3 separate regions of the Homo sapiens genome follow, and regions 1 and 3 are each linked to region 2. Evidence: read pairs that join two places in POLR2A ChIA-PET (ENCODE). Cell type or tissue: K562. All regions are shown on one strand. Links, peaks and the distances in the headings refer to the core of each region. The heading gives the core; the rest is flanking DNA.

The links. Peaks named below come from ENCODE experiments on the same cell type or tissue, not always from the same donor. Only the 100,000 strongest peaks of a DNase experiment are listed, where the experiment ranks them.
Region 1: POLR2A ChIA-PET joins it to region 2 with 14 read pairs; 18 of 35 experiments call an interaction of 5 or more read pairs at or near these places.
Region 3: POLR2A ChIA-PET joins it to region 2 with 12 read pairs; 14 of 35 experiments call an interaction of 5 or more read pairs at or near these places.

What each region holds. Positions count from the first base shown.
Region 1 is chr20:50,035,560-50,040,758 of GRCh38, forward strand. TRERNA1 (translation regulatory long non-coding RNA 1) reads right to left here. Exons shown (of 2, transcript NR_051976.1): 2 at 5,148-5,199. Among named protein-coding and RNA genes, the nearest start is that of TRERNA1, 3.5 kb to the right of the region's middle. In K562, for the core only: no CTCF peak of the experiment used is centred there; DNase peaks (open chromatin) are centred at 1,075 and 2,202.
Region 2 is chr20:49,983,227-49,988,425 of GRCh38, forward strand. SNAI1 (snail family transcriptional repressor 1) reads left to right here. Exons shown (of 3, transcript NM_005985.4): 2 at 598-1,125; 3 at 4,646-5,199. The coding sequence ends at 4,830. Among named protein-coding and RNA genes, the nearest start is that of SNAI1, 2.8 kb to the left of the region's middle. In K562, for the core only: no CTCF peak of the experiment used is centred there; a DNase peak (open chromatin) is centred at 3,035; H3K4me3 peaks cover 119 bases.
Region 3 is chr20:50,150,657-50,155,855 of GRCh38, forward strand. PEDS1-UBE2V1 (PEDS1-UBE2V1 readthrough) reads right to left here and starts at 3,067. Exons shown (of 8, transcript NM_199203.3): 1 at 2,861-3,067. The coding sequence starts at 2,981. It overlaps PEDS1 (plasmanylethanolamine desaturase 1), which reads right to left and starts at 3,067. Exons shown (of 6, transcript NM_199129.4): 1 at 2,861-3,067. The coding sequence starts at 2,981. RefSeq lists a silencer at 2,821-3,500. In K562, for the core only: a CTCF peak has its summit at 1,857 (motif pointing left); DNase peaks (open chromatin) are centred at 1,875, 2,605, 3,155 and 3,885; H3K4me3 peaks cover 1,948 bases.

The sequences.
Region 1 (5,199 bases), core at 1,059-3,558, 52 kb after region 2:
AGAGCGAGACTCCGTCTCAGAAAAAAAAAAAAAAAAAATTTCAGAGTGAGGCAGGTCCCAGCAGGCCAGGGTCATTATGGCAGCCTTCCTGGAGGAGGGGGCTGAAAGTAGCTCTGTGGCTGCTAGCCTTGAAGTCAGGATACCTGGGCTCACACTAGATGGTTGGAAAGCATGAAGGCAGTGACTATGTCATCTCAGTCACTTGTGTCCTCAGCTCCCAGACCAGAGTCTGGTATACAGCAGGCACTCAATAAAGATCTATAGGCCAGGCATGGTGGCTCACGCCTATATTCCCAGCACTTTGGGAGGCCAAGGCAGGAGGATTGCTTGCTGCCAGGAGTTTGAGACCAAGCCCAGGCAACATAGCCTGTCTCTCCAGAATAAAAAACAAACAAAAACATTTAGCCGGGTGTGGTGGCACTCACCCATAGTGCCAGCTCCTCAGAAGGCTGATGGGGAAGGATCCCTTGAGTTCAAGGCTGCAGTAAGCTATGATGGCACCACTGCACTCCAGCCTGGGTGAGAGAGTGAGACTCTGCCTCTAAAAAAGTAATAATTAAAAAAATATTTGTAGGCCAGGCGTGGTGGCTTATGCCTGTAATCCCAGCACTTTAGGAAGCCGAGGCGGTTGGATTACTTGAGGTCAGGAGTTCGAGACCACCCTGGCAAGCATGGTGAAACCCCATCTCTACTAAAAATACAAAAATTAACCAGGCGTGGTGGTGGGCACCTGTAGTCCCAGCTACTCAGGAGGCTGAGATATGAGAATCGCTTGAACCCAGGAGGACCTTGTCTCAAAAACAAACAAAAAAAAGATTTGTAAAATGAGATGACAGAAAATAATAGCTTTAGGGAACACTCACCCTGGGCTAAGAACCGTGAACAACCCTATGAGGTAGGTGTTATTATTATCTTCTATTTTATACATGAGGAAACTGAGGCACAGAGAGGTTAAGTAATATGCCCAAGGTCATACAGCTAGCAAGTGACAACCAGGGTTCAAACCCAGGCCTGTCTGCAAAGCCCAGGGCATATCACTTCCTGAATGGTTCGATGTCTGTCACTCCCACGGGGCGGTGAGGGCCATAAACGCTGGGCTTATCTGTTTTGGTCCCTGCTCATCTATTTTGGCCTGGCATATAGTAGATGCTTAATAAATACTTGTTGAATAAATTACAAAAGTCCTTTGGGTCCTCAGACAAGTCACTTCTCTCCAAGCTTTGGTTTCCCCATCTATGCAATGGGCATACTCTAAGTACCAACCTCATTGTGTTGTTTTGACAAAGAAATGAAAGAGTGGAGGAGGATTGTGGCTCTGTAGGAAAAGTTCCAGAGTCAGCCAGACTGGGTTCAGGTCTACACTGCCTACCCTTCCAGCTGTGTGACCTTAGACAAGTTCCCCACCCTCTCTGAGCTGCAGTTTTCTTATCTGTGTGATGGAACAGTTTGGAGGCTGGGAATCTGGGTTCTCTCGGGCCCCTGTCAAGCTCTGCCTCGGGTAACGACTGGCCCTGGAGCCTCCACCCCTCAGATCTCAGGGGCACTAAAGCTTCTGAGGAGGTGGCTTCTGGACTCATCTCAGACGGGGCAACTCACCCCAGCAGGCAGGCAGAGAGGATGGCTCTCTTTGGGCCTGACCTAGGGCTAAGAACCTTCTTGTTGGAGTGGGACAGGGCCTGAGCTCAGAGTTCCAGCTGCCTAGCAGGTTTGAGCTTGCACTGGGTTAAGCAACGCCCTACCCCACTCCACCTCCAACGAGGGAGATGGGAGCTCTTTTGAACCAAGCACCTGCTGAGTGCCAGGCTCCTGCTCTGAAACCCCTCAACCTCCCTCTCCTGTGAGGTGGGGGCCAGGGCCATGCCCATTTCACAGACAGAAAAACAGGTTCCCAGAGGAACCTCACCCAAGATCATAGATCCCAGCTCCTCCAGCTCTGAGCTGTCTCCTCTGCCTGACCCTTCTTAGATCGAGGAGGGAGATGGGTGAGAACGTTCTCTCCAGAGAAGGAAGGAGTCTGATGACTCCACAGCAGGCAGGAATGGCAGCTCCAACTCTCTTTAGGGGTCTGTGTCATTTTGCAGCCTTAGGAGCAGCTTAATACCATTTTCAGATGAGAAAACAGCCCATCTTCTTCTGCGGGGTGAGCGCTCCTTCTCCTTACACTCCCTCTCTCCCTCCCCCTTCCCTCCGAGCCCTGAGTAATCTGCCCCTATCTCTTGCTGTTCCTCAGACATACTGGGCGCACTTCCACCCCAGGGCCTTTGCTTATACAGGTCCAGCTGCCTGGGACGCCCTTTCTCCTCTTCTCCTGGTGGCTCCTTCTCTTCCTTCAGGTCTCAGCTCAAACCTCATCTCTTCGGAGATCCCTCAGCAGCCCTAAAGCGCCCCCAGCTCAGCCCCCTGTTAAGTTTTCTTTCATGTCCTGGTCGTATCTAATGTGATCTCACTGGTTGCTTCCTTTGCTGGTTTCTTCTCTGTCTCCCCACTGGAAAGTGGGCTCCCTGAGACTGGGTCTGTCCATCCCGTTCATGCTGTGTCCCCAGACCTAGCCCAGTGTTTGGCAAGTCCGTGTCTGCTGCAGGAGTCTTCTGAATGAACTTGGGCATAGCTAAATGCCTGGCAAAGTCTCTAGTGACATCAGCTGCCCGAGGGGAGACAAGTTGGAAGAATAGGGAAATCACACAAACTTGGGTTCAAATCCTGCTTGCTGTGTTACCTTAGGCAAGTGCCCTGTGCCCTCTCTGTTTTGTTTTGTTTTCTTTTTCTGGAGACAGGGTCTCACTGTATTGTCCAGGCTGGTCTGGAACTCCTAGGCTCAAGAGATCATCCTACCTCGACTTCCCAAATTGCTGGGATTACAGGGGTGAGCCACCGTGCCCGGTTGCTCTGCCCTCTCTGCTTCTGGACTTCCATTTCCTCGGCTAGATTGAGGGATGACCACAGTGACTATCTCCAGGATTGTTGGAAAACCTAGAGATTCGATGAGAATGGGAACCAGCCAGCCCCAAGTGGTGCCCATATACTGTCATCCCTGCCACCCTCTTCACCTTCCCAGCCCCGAAGTTCCCCAGCTGGCAGGGATGAGTGGAGAGGCCCCTGTCAATGGTGTCTGTGCTGAACAAGTCCCATTTGCTGCTGCCTCCTCCCCAGGCCAGAATAAACGTGCACCTGCCCCAGGTCACAGAGCACACAGCAGGGAGCCGAGGGGGTGGGGCAGGGAGCTGAGGGCTGGAGCAGGGCTCCTGGTGTCTCTGAGGACAAAACAGTCCATTGTGGCCCTGTGGGTATTGAGGGAATCACAGGGCCTGAATGGAGGCGGGTGAGGAGGCAGGGCAGGTGTGGGAGCAGGTGTCCACGGTCATCCCACGGCATCGCCCCTGGGGGGAAGTGCCCCCCTATGCGTGCCCTGGAACCGGCCTGGCTGGTCGGACACCTGTCCCCTGCAGCTTCTTGTCAGGAGACAACATAGGCGTGAGCCAGGCCCCAGGGGTGGGGTGGGATGAGGGAGTGGGGGGTGGGATGAGGGAGTGGGGGGTGGGATGAGGGAGTGGGGGGTGGGGAAGTAGAAGATGGGAAGGATGGGACTGGGGGACAGAGACTCTGGGGTCTAGGGCAGAGAGACCCAGGATAGAATCCCAGCCCTGCTCCTTCAGGCTGGGAACACTGGACAAGTCACCTCTTTAAGCCTGTTTCCTCATTCACAAAGTGGGGCTGAAACTCCCCTCTGTGCCCCAGTGAATTTTCCAGGCACACGCATGGGGCGGGGTATGGGGGGCTTTGATGATTTGGGGCCTCAGTCTGCCCACAGCCTCCCTCCCAGAAAGGGTTCATCATTCTTTTACTGAAGAAACACTTAATTTAGAAAAGGCCGGGCGCGATGGCTCACGCCTGTAATCCCAGCACTTTGGGAGGTCAAGGTGGGAGGATCGTGTAAGTCCAGGAGTTCGAGACCAGCCTGGGCAACACAGCAAACCCCATCCCTACTAAAAATACAAGAAATTAGCAGGCATGGTGGCATATCCCTATAGTCCCAGCTATTTGGGAGGCTGAGGCAGGAGAATTGCTTGAACCCCAGAGGCAGAGGTTGCAGTGATCCAAGATGGCGCCACTGCACTCCAGCCTGGGCAACAGTGTGAGCACCTGTCTCAAAACCAAAACAAAAACACACTCTTATTGAGCTCCTACTGTGTGCCAGAACCATGCTAGGTGCTGGGGACACAAAAGTGAGTGGGACAGACAAGTTTCCCTTACTGGGGAAGAAGACAGAACATCCAAAGGATAAAGAATGAGCAAGAGAATTCCAGACAGTGATGCGGGCACCAGGAATTAAATTGAAGTTGTGCTGGAGGGTGACTCCACAGTGTGGTCAAGGAGGGCTCTCTGAGGAGGGACCTGAAGCCCCGAGGAGGAGAAGCAGAAAAGAGGAGCAGGTGGGGAGACCTGGGGGTGGGCTGCAGGCTTCAGGCAAAGGCCTGTGGTAGGACTGAGCTTGCATTTGCACTTGCAGAGGAAGTGCGGGGAGCACCCCAGCCCAGGAGGTATCTGGCCCGAGGGGACCCTCTCAGCCTACCCCTGCCCCTCCCTGTCCCCGGAGGCTGAGGCTAAGAGGCAAGGTGCGGGCCAGGCTGGAGGAAATGGGGCCAAGACCCGTCTGGCCAGCAGACTCTCCTGGGACTGCTAATATCCCAAGTGCTGGTGACAAGACACAGCCCCGGGTGGCAGGGGGCTGGGGGCCTGAGACTCCGTAAACAGCCCTGGCTCGTAAAGCTGATCAAAGCAGCAGGCCTGTCCCAGCCCTGGCCACTTCCTGCAGGGCCCAGAGCCCTGGCCTGTGGGAGATCCTGGGAAGGGCCTCTCAGCAGAGGCTGCTTTGGGGTCTCTAGGCACTGGGGGCAGGGGCAGGGGCAGGGCCAGGTCCCCGAGCCTGTCCTGGCTTCGGTTTTCCCTCTTGTTTTGCAATGAAGACTGGCTGGAACCTCTGAGAAGCCTGTTTCACTGCATGTCTTTGACAAAAGCTTGGCCTCTGGAACCGGAGGTCTGGGGGTTTGAATCCCAGTCCTGCTACGGTGTGACCTCAGGCAGTGACACCCGCACCTCCCCTACCGCCCAAAACTGTCCTTAGCTCTAAAATGAGGATAATGATGGTACCTATTTCAACAGCCTTAGACTGTGAAATTTTATTGATATGATTTCTAATTA
Region 2 (5,199 bases), core at 1,527-4,026:
CTGAGCCAGGATCGAGTCACAGGATGTTTTGTGGACCATTGCGGGCTCGGGAGACCGGGCAAGTGGGTCCCCAGTTCCGGGGATCTGTCTGGGTGGTTGGGGGAGTGCCGTGTAGAGGGCAGGGGTCTTCAGCTTGGGGGGCCTTTGTAGCCGGCGAGAGGCGGAGGAGCTCCGCAAGAGGGGAAGGAGAGGAGGCCTGTGTCAGGAGGGCCCTCTGGACGCTGCTGGGGAGAGTCCGGAGTCCAGAGGGTTGAGGGGAGGGGTGGGGAGACGAGATGTGTGTGAGGAGGGGGATTGGGGCAGGGTGGTGGCTCCGGGGCTGGGATGATGGGGTTCTGGCCTCAGGCTGGAGACTGGGGACTTAGGAGAGGGAGATCAGGAAATGACCTCCTTCAACTGGGGGTCCTACGTGTGAGAGACTCAGATTGGGTGACCTGGGCGAGGAGGGCAGGAACCTGGTCTGTCCTGTGGATAATTTTTTTGATCTAATTATGTATTGAGAATCGGCCCCACCCAGCCCCTGGCCAGCGGTGGGCTCATGTTTGTTGATTGAGTGAATGATTTAATTAACGCCTGACTCTGCTTTTTCTCCCTCAGAGTTTACCTTCCAGCAGCCCTACGACCAGGCCCACCTGCTGGCAGCCATCCCACCTCCGGAGATCCTCAACCCCACCGCCTCGCTGCCAATGCTCATCTGGGACTCTGTCCTGGCGCCCCAAGCCCAGCCAATTGCCTGGGCCTCCCTTCGGCTCCAGGAGAGTCCCAGGGTGGCAGAGCTGACCTCCCTGTCAGATGAGGACAGTGGGAAAGGCTCCCAGCCCCCCAGCCCACCCTCACCGGCTCCTTCGTCCTTCTCCTCTACTTCAGTCTCTTCCTTGGAGGCCGAGGCCTATGCTGCCTTCCCAGGCTTGGGCCAAGTGCCCAAGCAGCTGGCCCAGCTCTCTGAGGCCAAGGATCTCCAGGCTCGAAAGGCCTTCAACTGCAAATACTGCAACAAGGAATACCTCAGCCTGGGTGCCCTCAAGATGCACATCCGAAGCCACACGCTGCCCTGCGTCTGCGGAACCTGCGGGAAGGCCTTCTCTAGGCCCTGGCTGCTACAAGGCCATGTCCGGACCCACACTGGTACGTGCCCCTCCAGGCGCCCCCACCGTTGCTCTCTCTGGCAGCTTTTGTGAATCTGGGCTTGCTGTTCTCATTCCCAAAGCTGTGGACACTGAGGCCCCGAGTCTTCTAACTTCTAGCTCAAGTTCCAGGGCCTGGCTCTCTGGAAACGTTTGGCAGAAACTTTCTTCATCAGCTAAGCAGATGGGCAAAGCAGACACCTTCCCAATCCCCTGCAGCCTGTTTCTCAGCCAAATGGGTCGGAGCTGGATATGGGAAAGGTGCAACCAACACCTTGCTGTGGGGGCCAGGTGTGAAGGGGCCCACCCGGCCACACCCTCTCCCGGGTCCGCCCCCTCCCTAGCCAGACAGGATGTTGTCAGACCCCCCGCCTGGCTCTGAATCCTTCTTTGAGAACTTTCTCAAAACTTAGGCTGATGTTTCTCTTCTGTGAGCCTCATTTTCTCTATCTTTCAGATGGGCATGAGAACAGCTTTTGGGGTTTCTATACAGGCTAAATGCAGGAATGCATATGGGAAGCACCTGGCAAAGTGCCGGTACCTGCTAAACTCTCACAAAAATGGTTCCTTGGCATTTGCTCTGCTTCCTTGCTGTGTGACTTTGGGCAAGCAACTTAACCTCTCTGAGCCTTAGGGGAAAACTATGATAGCATATGTTTTAGAGAGTGGCTGTAAAGGTGGCTAATCACTTTATAGTAATTTATTATACCCGAACGGTTCTCAGGTCGGCTTCCCCACCCCCACTGAATCCTAGCACACAGACCAGGAAACGGCATCTTTGGGGCAGAAAACACAATCACGTCTTTTGAAAATTTACTAAATGTGTAAAAAACTTTCTGGACATGGAGAAAAGGTAGAACTTTTTAGAACTTGAATGGTGGCAGCCACTGTGCCTGGAGCTGCTCTTTGGAGAGTGACAGTTGAGGGAGAAGATTCCACAGGGTTCAAGCTGGCCAGGTTCTGCCATTTCCTGGCCTGGCGCCTGACCTCTGAGCGGTGAGGGTTAGTGAGGTGTCTGGGAGGACTGGCAATTCGCGGGCTTTATTGGCATCTTATTCGACTAAGGCTACCCATTTCTCTTCCTTCGTGCACCAATTGCTCTGATTTTAACATGTAAAGGTCCAACTGCCTGGCCTCCTGGGTGCCTGCCCAGCTCACAGGGCTCTATTTTGGGACAGTTGAACCCCTCAGGGTGCTGCAGTCCTGCCTGCCTCTCTCACCTCCCATCTGGACATTATTTTAATGTAAAGGCATGGCTGAGACACAGAAATCCCCTTGAAATGTATCATTGCGGTCCTCATTGACTCCCATTGTGTGCCTTAATGGTGGGCCCAGTGGGTGGGGGCTGGGAGGGGTGGAGCAGGTGCATGGGGCAGCGGTGCCCAGCACCTGTTCCAGTCACAGCTGCTGGCCCACTGCATGGCAGGCCCCTTTAATCCGGGGATATCGCATGTACAGTGCCCCCCTCGGCGCCCTTTGTCCCCGCCGGCCTGGTGCCGATTTCACACTTGCCAGGAGTACCATGAAGGCGTCTGGGGGGCGAGGGATCCAAGGAGTGGGGGTCTGTGCCTCCTGCGTGTGCACACAGCCCCCGCCCCCAGCCCATCATGTCCTAGAATGTCTCCTTCCCCTTTTGTTTGGGTTCAGGTCTCATCACACTTTGGGCACTTACTGTACAGGAGGGTAGTGCTCAGGACTTCACCAACAGCCCTGGGAAGGGAAGGGAGGTGCTGTCCTAACTCTGGTCTTACAAATGGACTCCAGCCCCTTTTCCAGATCTCCAGAGTCAGCCCTTAGTTCACAAGGGTGAACTTACCCTTCTCATTCACATGAAGACTTAGAATGCAATCAACAAACCCTTCAGGCGTGGCGTGTGGAGGCTGCTGAGTAATGGCAGAGTGGAGTAGTGCTCAGGCACCCCTCCCCCAATCCTCTATGTCCCCCACCCTTTGGAGTGGCGAGTTTCCATTTCTGCCCCATGAGACTGAGTCCAGCTCTCAGGCGCTCCATAAGTCCCTATTGAATGCATGGGTCCCATTGGAGCCATCCTCTGGACTCTCTCCTACCCTGGTAGCTCAGTGTGGCACCCTAGGCACCCAGGAGGTGATGGAATGAATTCACTCTCAGCTCTTAAATTCCATCCAGCGCTGGGATTTCACAGGCGGGCCCTGACCTTGCGGGCATATCAGACTGGGCGTGAGGGGATTGGAGAATTGCATGTTTTTTAAAAAGACTATTCAGTATTATGGAATAGTGTCTAGCACTTAGTAGGAGCTCAGTAGATTAAAAAAAAAATTATAGACAGGGTCTTGCTTTATCGCCTAGGCTTGTCTCAAACTCCTGGCTTCAAGCAATCCTGCCTCACTCGGCCTCCCAGAGTGATGGGATTACAAGCGTGAGCCACCACACCCAGCCTCAATAGATTTTTGTTTAATGGGTTACTGTTATGACCTTTTATTTGGAAAATGCTGCATCCCCCAGAAAAAAACAAATCAACATTATTGGTGTTTTTGGAACTATATAGCTTTTTGGTTGGAGCAGGGATTGTTATGAGGCATGAGTGAGGGGGCAGACTCCTCTGAGGCCTCTTTAATTTTTAAAACAGACTTATTTATTCTCTAAGGGCTTGTTGAGGATTTACTGGGCACCCAGCTCCATGTGCAAGACTTTTCCCAACACAGCCTTGGCCAGGCAGATGGTGTGTCAGGGCCACAGGTTTCCGTAGCCTCTTGGGTGATAGAAAGGGGCCCAGGCCCTGGGCTGGGGCTCAGAAGGGACTCAAAGGAGGCCCTTGCCCTTATGGGACTCAGCCTGATTGGAGAACAGACAAGGAGATTTGGGATTACAGCGCAGGAGGTGGGGTGGTGAGGAAAGCAGGCTGCTGGCCGGGCCCCAGGAGTGGCCTAACCAGCTTGGAGGTGGGGGTGGGGAAGCCTCTTAAGGCTGACTCTGGCTTTGGCCCCCAACAGAGTAAATCAAGGAATGACTCCAGGACTGATGGTAAGGACACCAGTCACGTCCTCCCTTGACTGAAGGCAGTAAGGGCAGTAGGTGAAATCAGAGGCTTTGGGGTCCTGCCAGGGGAACCTGAACATGCTACTTCTGGGCCTCAGTTTCACTGTCTCTGAAATGAGACCACAGTAGGATCAAGTGACAGTAGGATGAATCAGTAAAGGTGTTGAGTCATTGTTGACCACTTCGCACGTCCCTGCGGGATGTGGATGAGTACCCTACCTTCTGTCACTTATCAACCCCTATGAGTGGGGGGTGAATAGCCCCATTTTACAGGTGGGAAAATGGAGGCTCAGAGAAGCCAGACAACTTGCTCAGAGTTGCACAGTGGGAAGCAGCAGAGCTCCGTCAGGTCCCGGCCTTTGGACCCTGGCTGTGTGTTTGACGGAGGCCTGGCTTTCCTGGGATCATGGGATTCTTTCAGGGTTTGGGGTATGCGGGGAGGGATTCCCATCACTGCCAGCCGTTGTCCCACGGCTCACTCGGCCTTTCTGGCGTTCTCTCCCCAGGCGAGAAGCCCTTCTCCTGTCCCCACTGCAGCCGTGCCTTCGCTGACCGCTCCAACCTGCGGGCCCACCTCCAGACCCACTCAGATGTCAAGAAGTACCAGTGCCAGGCGTGTGCTCGGACCTTCTCCCGAATGTCCCTGCTCCACAAGCACCAAGAGTCCGGCTGCTCAGGATGTCCCCGCTGACCCTCGAGGCTCCCTCTTCCTCTCCATACCTGCCCCTGCCTGACAGCCTTCCCCAGCTCCAGCAGGAAGGACCCCACATCCTTCTCACTGCCATGGAATTCCCTCCTGAGTGCCCCACTTCTGGCCACATCAGCCCCACAGGACTTTGATGAAGACCATTTTCTGGTTCTGTGTCCTCTGCCTGGGCTCTGGAAGAGGCCTTCCCATGGCCATTTCTGTGGAGGGAGGGCAGCTGGCCCCCAGCCCTGGGGGATTCCTGAGCTGGCCTGTCTGCGTGGGTTTTTGTATCCAGAGCTGTTTGGATACAGCTGCTTTGAGCTACAGGACAAAGGCTGACAGACTCACTGGGAAGCTCCCACCCCACTCAGG
Region 3 (5,199 bases), core at 1,689-4,188, 170 kb after region 2:
GGCCCGGCTATTTACTAAAATGCCAGCTCCGTTTTTTTCTTTTTCTTTTTTTTTGAGACAGAGTCTCGCTCTGTCATCCAGGCTGGAATGCAGTGGTGTGGTATTGGCTCACTGCAACAACCTCCGCCTCCTGGGTTCAAGAGATTATCCTGCCTCAGCCTCCTGAGTAGGTGGGATTACAGGGGCCTGCCACCATGCCCAGCTAATTTCTGTATTTTTAGTAGAGTCGGGGTTTCGCCATGTTGGCCAGGCTGGTCTCGAACTCCTGACCTCAAGTGATCCACCCACCTCGGCCTCCCAAAGTGCTAGGATTACGGGTGTGAGCCACCGCGCCCGGCCAGCTCCATTTTTTTCTGTCTTGTTCACCATTCTGCCCCCAGAGCCTAGAACATGGACTAGAACATAGGTGTTCAATATGCACTGAGCCTGGTCTCTCACTTTTTCAGGCCCAGAGAGGTCAAATACTTCCCCAAGATCACACAGTGAGCAGATAGAAGCAGAGAGGCCAGTGGAAAGGAAGTTGGAGAAACCAGTTTGGCAAGTCTCCTCCCCTACCTCCAGGTCTGGAGGAGATAAAGGGCCTTGATTGCAGATTTGGGGCACCAGGCTGTCTGCAGACTCTGATTCAGGCATGGCTGTTCTTCAGAGAGTGAAGGGCACTTGGGGAAACCAGAAATGGACAAATATGCAATTGATCGTGGTGGAGTGGGGAAACAGCAATCCCTGGGGAGGCTCAGAATGCCTGGGAATGATTTGGGCTGTCTGAAAGTAGGTAGGGTTCACAGGAGCAGGCAGAGCTGGACACTAAAGAGGGAGGCCCTTGAATCCTTATCCCCAATTCCCAGGTGGGGAGTTTGAGGACCAGAGAGGTGAGGCGGATCCCCCACAGCAAAGGTCAGACTACTGTTAACAACAGGGAGGCGCCAGGCACAGTGGCTCACGCCTGTAATCCCAGCACTGTGGGAGGCCGAGGTGGGCGGATCACAAGGTCAAGAGATCGAGACCACCCTGGCTAACACAGTGAAACCCCATCTCTACTGAAAATACAGAAAATTAGCCGGGCATGGTGGCGGGCGCCTGTAGTCCCAGCTACTCAGGAGGCTGAGGCAGGAGAATGGCGTGAACCCGGGAGGAGGAGCTTGCAGTGAGCCGAGATCACGCCACTGCACTCCAGCCTGGGCAACAGAGTGAGACTCCATCTCAAAACAAATAAAACAAAACAAAACAAAAAACAACAAAAAAACCCACACAACAACAGGGAGTGCCTACTGAATGCCAGTGGACGATCTCATTTCCACTTCCTAACACGAAGGGGCAGATAAACTTTAACTTGCAAGGAAACCAAGGGGAAACAGAGACGGAAAGTGGCTTGGACCAGGTCATACAGCTGAATAACAGAGTCAGGATGTTAACCCTGGCCTACCCCCAGGAGAGCAGGAGGTTTTAAGTCCATAGGCTGGGTGTCTTGGGTATAGGCCTGAAGAAACCATAGCGGCATGGACCAGGTGCCCAAGTCAGGTGTGAAAAATCACATACAGAGAATGGAGTGGTCTAGGACCCAGTGAGGAAATGCAAATGGTCCGTGGCCATGCCGCCTTTTAAGGAAGAGACGGCATGGAACCCAGGCCAGTGAGGGCAGAAAGCTAAGGTGCTAGTGACCCCAGGCCCACTCCAGGCAAGGGCTGCATGTGGTGCTTGGTGGCTGCCCCACAGAAAAAGGAAGGATGTCAGGATATTTGACAAACAAAGCTTCATTCCATGGTGACACCCAGGTAGAGGTGCCTCCCAGTCACCTGAACCAGGAGTTCTCAAAGGCACTTCCTTAACTCCTGGGGATATAGGGCCCTCCTGAGGCCAAACAGTAAAATTCCTAGGGCTCACGTAGGAGTCACAAAAGTGGGTGTAGGGGGGGTGCTTGCTGGAGCATATACAGTGAGCAAAGCAGGAAGAAGCTAGGGAGAAACCGTGGCCTGAGGGAAAGGGACAGAGAGGGAGAGGTGAACTCCAACTTATGATCTGGTCTGGGGAATATGGGGGTTCCAGTCCCAAGTCCTAAGGAAGGGGCCAATACATGGATGTGAGGGAGGGGCAAGAGCTAGAGTTGGGGCTTATGTACAGGGGAGCTTACAGTGGGGTACATTCAGTCCCCTCACTGCCTGGGATCCAGGAATATGGGGCAAGGACTGATGCTCACCACTGGAGGGTTGGGGAGAGGATATCGGTCTGTAGCCACTGAAGCTATCACTAGGATGGGGTTTTGGGGGAAGGGTGTGGGGGGTACCGTGCAGCTGGAAGCCCCTGAGTTAGGGTTCCCTGGGCAGAGGGGCTGACATTCCCAGGTTAGGGAGGTGAGGTCATTGTTTGCAGCCCAGGGCCTGGGCTAGGGCACAGAGGAGGTACTAGGATGTAGATTCCAGATCTGGGGAACCCAGGATGAGGTGTGACTTTTAGGGGCCTGAGGGCAGTGCTTACAGCTGAAGGGCAGCTTTGGGCTTGGACCGGGTCCTGGGGGGATGAGGGGGTGGGGTTCTAAGTCTAGGAGCACTCTTCACAACCGAGAATGCCCCGGGGCTAGGATTCCGTATCTGCGGGTCCGATGGGAGCTCCGTTTGTCGCCCAGGGAGCTCATGGTAATTTCTTGATCTGGGGAGTGTCTCTGCAGCCAGGAAACCCCGGGGCCAAGGTTCTGGCTTGGGTTCGGAAGGGACACTGGGGTGGGGTCCCCGAACTTGCTATTTGCAAGTTAGACACCCGGGCTGGAGTTCCGCATCTGGGCCCGAGGTTGGGACTCCAGTCTGGGGTCGCTGTCCGCAGCCGGGGCTGGTGACCGCAGGCCTGGAGGGGGGCCCAGAGGTCTTACCTGGCGAGTAGAGCGCAGCCAGCTCGCGGGCCCCGGCGTGCTGCGCGCCCCAGCGGCAACAAGACGCCTCGTCCTCGTCCAGCTCCAGCTGCTGGCCCGGCCAGTTCTCGGCGCCCGCCATGGCCACTCGCCCGATCGGCCCGGTGCGCTCTGCTGGCGGCGGCGGCGGCAGGGCCGCGGAACCGCGGCGAGATCACGCCGCCCAATGACCGCCCAGCGCCGGGCGCGGCGGCGGCGCGGGCGGGGTCCTCGCCCGGCCGCGCGTCACAGCCAATCGGGGCTCGCGCCGGAGCCGCGCAGGCCAATCGGACGTCGCTGAGCCGCAGCCAACCGCCGCGAGCCGGAGGCTGGGACGCAGCTGGACGCAGCTGGGCGCGGAAGCTTGGGGCGGAGGCGCGTGCCCGCCTTCCCAGCTCAGCCCCGGCAGGGCTCCCGGCTCCAGCCCACTGGGAGCTCGCGGCGCGTCGCCGCCCAGCTAGGCTTCGGTTCACGGGCCCATGCAATGGGCCGAGGCAGGGCCCAGAAATGGGCATTTCTTGAGCCGGCAGCGTTAAGCGCCCACTGTGTGCAAGGAACGCGAGGGCAGGGCGCCGGGCTGGGGCCGAGGCCAGGAAGCATTTGGCGGGTGCTCTGTACGATGCTCCCTAGCGAGGCCGATGGAGAGTGGGCTGGTTTATCAAGCCCTACTGTGTGCAGAGGTTTCGGGTGCCATGTGTTCATCAGCTGTGTGCCAGCTCTGTGCTGTGCGCCCAAAGAGGAGAAACGTCGAGCCTGCCCCGCATCCTCCCCAGCTCATGTTCTCCCGGTGGCGAGGACAGTAAACTAATGAAAATGACAACTAGGGTCACTATGAGATTTGCTGAGCGCTTAATATCTGTCAGGTGCTGGACCAAGAGCTAGACGAGCAACATTTATTTGACTCTTAAACACCAATGGTATTGCCTCCTCAGAGAGCCCCACCACCACCACCCTGCTCAAAGGTGCCCCCTCCTCCAGTCACTGTGACATCACCCTGTTTTGTCTTCACAGCGCTTCTGGTGGGGATTGAGCTTGCAGTCCCTGTCTCTCCTATCAGAGAGCAAGCTCCTGAGGGCAGAGAACAGCTTTGTTTACAGCAGGGCCCCCGTGCCAGGATCGGGGCTGGAACATGGTAGAAGCTCAATAAATGCTTGATGAATGAATTAAGGCTCAGCCAGATGCGTCTAATACTTCGGCAGATAAATGACAGCAGCAGGGATTTACCCCAGGTCTAACCGACAACAAAGTATGCAATAATTTCTCATAGAAATTCCATACAGGCAGCCGGGCGCGGTGGCTCACGCCGGTAATCCCAGCACTTTGGGAGGCCAAGGCGGGCGGATCATGAGGTCAGGAGATCGAGACCATCCTGGCTAACACGGTGAAACCCCGTCTCTACTAAAAATACAAAAAATTAGCTGGGCGCGGTGGCGGGCGCCTGTAGTCCCAGCTACTCGGGAGGCTGAGACAGGAGAATGGCGTGAACCCGGGAGGCGGAGCTTGCAGTGAGCCGAGATCGCGCCACTGCACTCCAGCCTGGGCGACAGAGGGAGACTCCGTCTCAAAAAAAAAAAAAAAAAATTCCATACAGGCTGGACGCGGTGGCTCAGGCCTGTAATCCCAGCACTTTGGGAGGCCGAGGCCAGTGGATCACCTAAGGCCAGGAGTTTGAGACCAGCCTGGACAACATGGTAAAACCTTGTCTCTACTAAAAATACAAAAATTAGGCAAGCTACTTATCCCAGATACTTGGAAGGCTGAGGCAGGAGAATCACTTGAACCTGGGAGGTGGAGGTTGCAGTGAGCCGAGATGGCGCCACTGCACTCCAACCTGGGTGACAAGAGTGAGACTTGGTCTCAAAAAAAAAAAAAATCCATACAGTGAGATCACATAGGAGCCTCCCTAGAGGCTGTGGAAGGTCCTGAAAGGTGCTGGGGGAGCAGAGAGGGAAGGTAAGATCCCCTTCCAGAATCCAGGTTCTCTGAGGGTTTAAGTCCTGGATTCCTGCACTACCAGTCACCCCAGGGCTGTTTCCTGAGTGTTCCTACCATAGACAGCCACTGTCCCCACCCAGGCCTATGCTCCCTCCGTTTCTTTCCCACACCTGCTCCCAGGAAGGAAAAGCCACCTTCCAGTGGCAGGGATGGGTTGCAACCCAAGTCCTGGTGAATTCCGGTGAAGCTGGCTGGTTTTGCATCAGTATTAACAGCACAGTTAATCCAACAGTTGGATTTTTTAACCCAGGAGCTTAAGGCTTGGGTGGGGGGCGGCGGACGGGGGGGGGGGGGCGCGGTTGGTGGCTTTGGTGGGGGCTGGATGT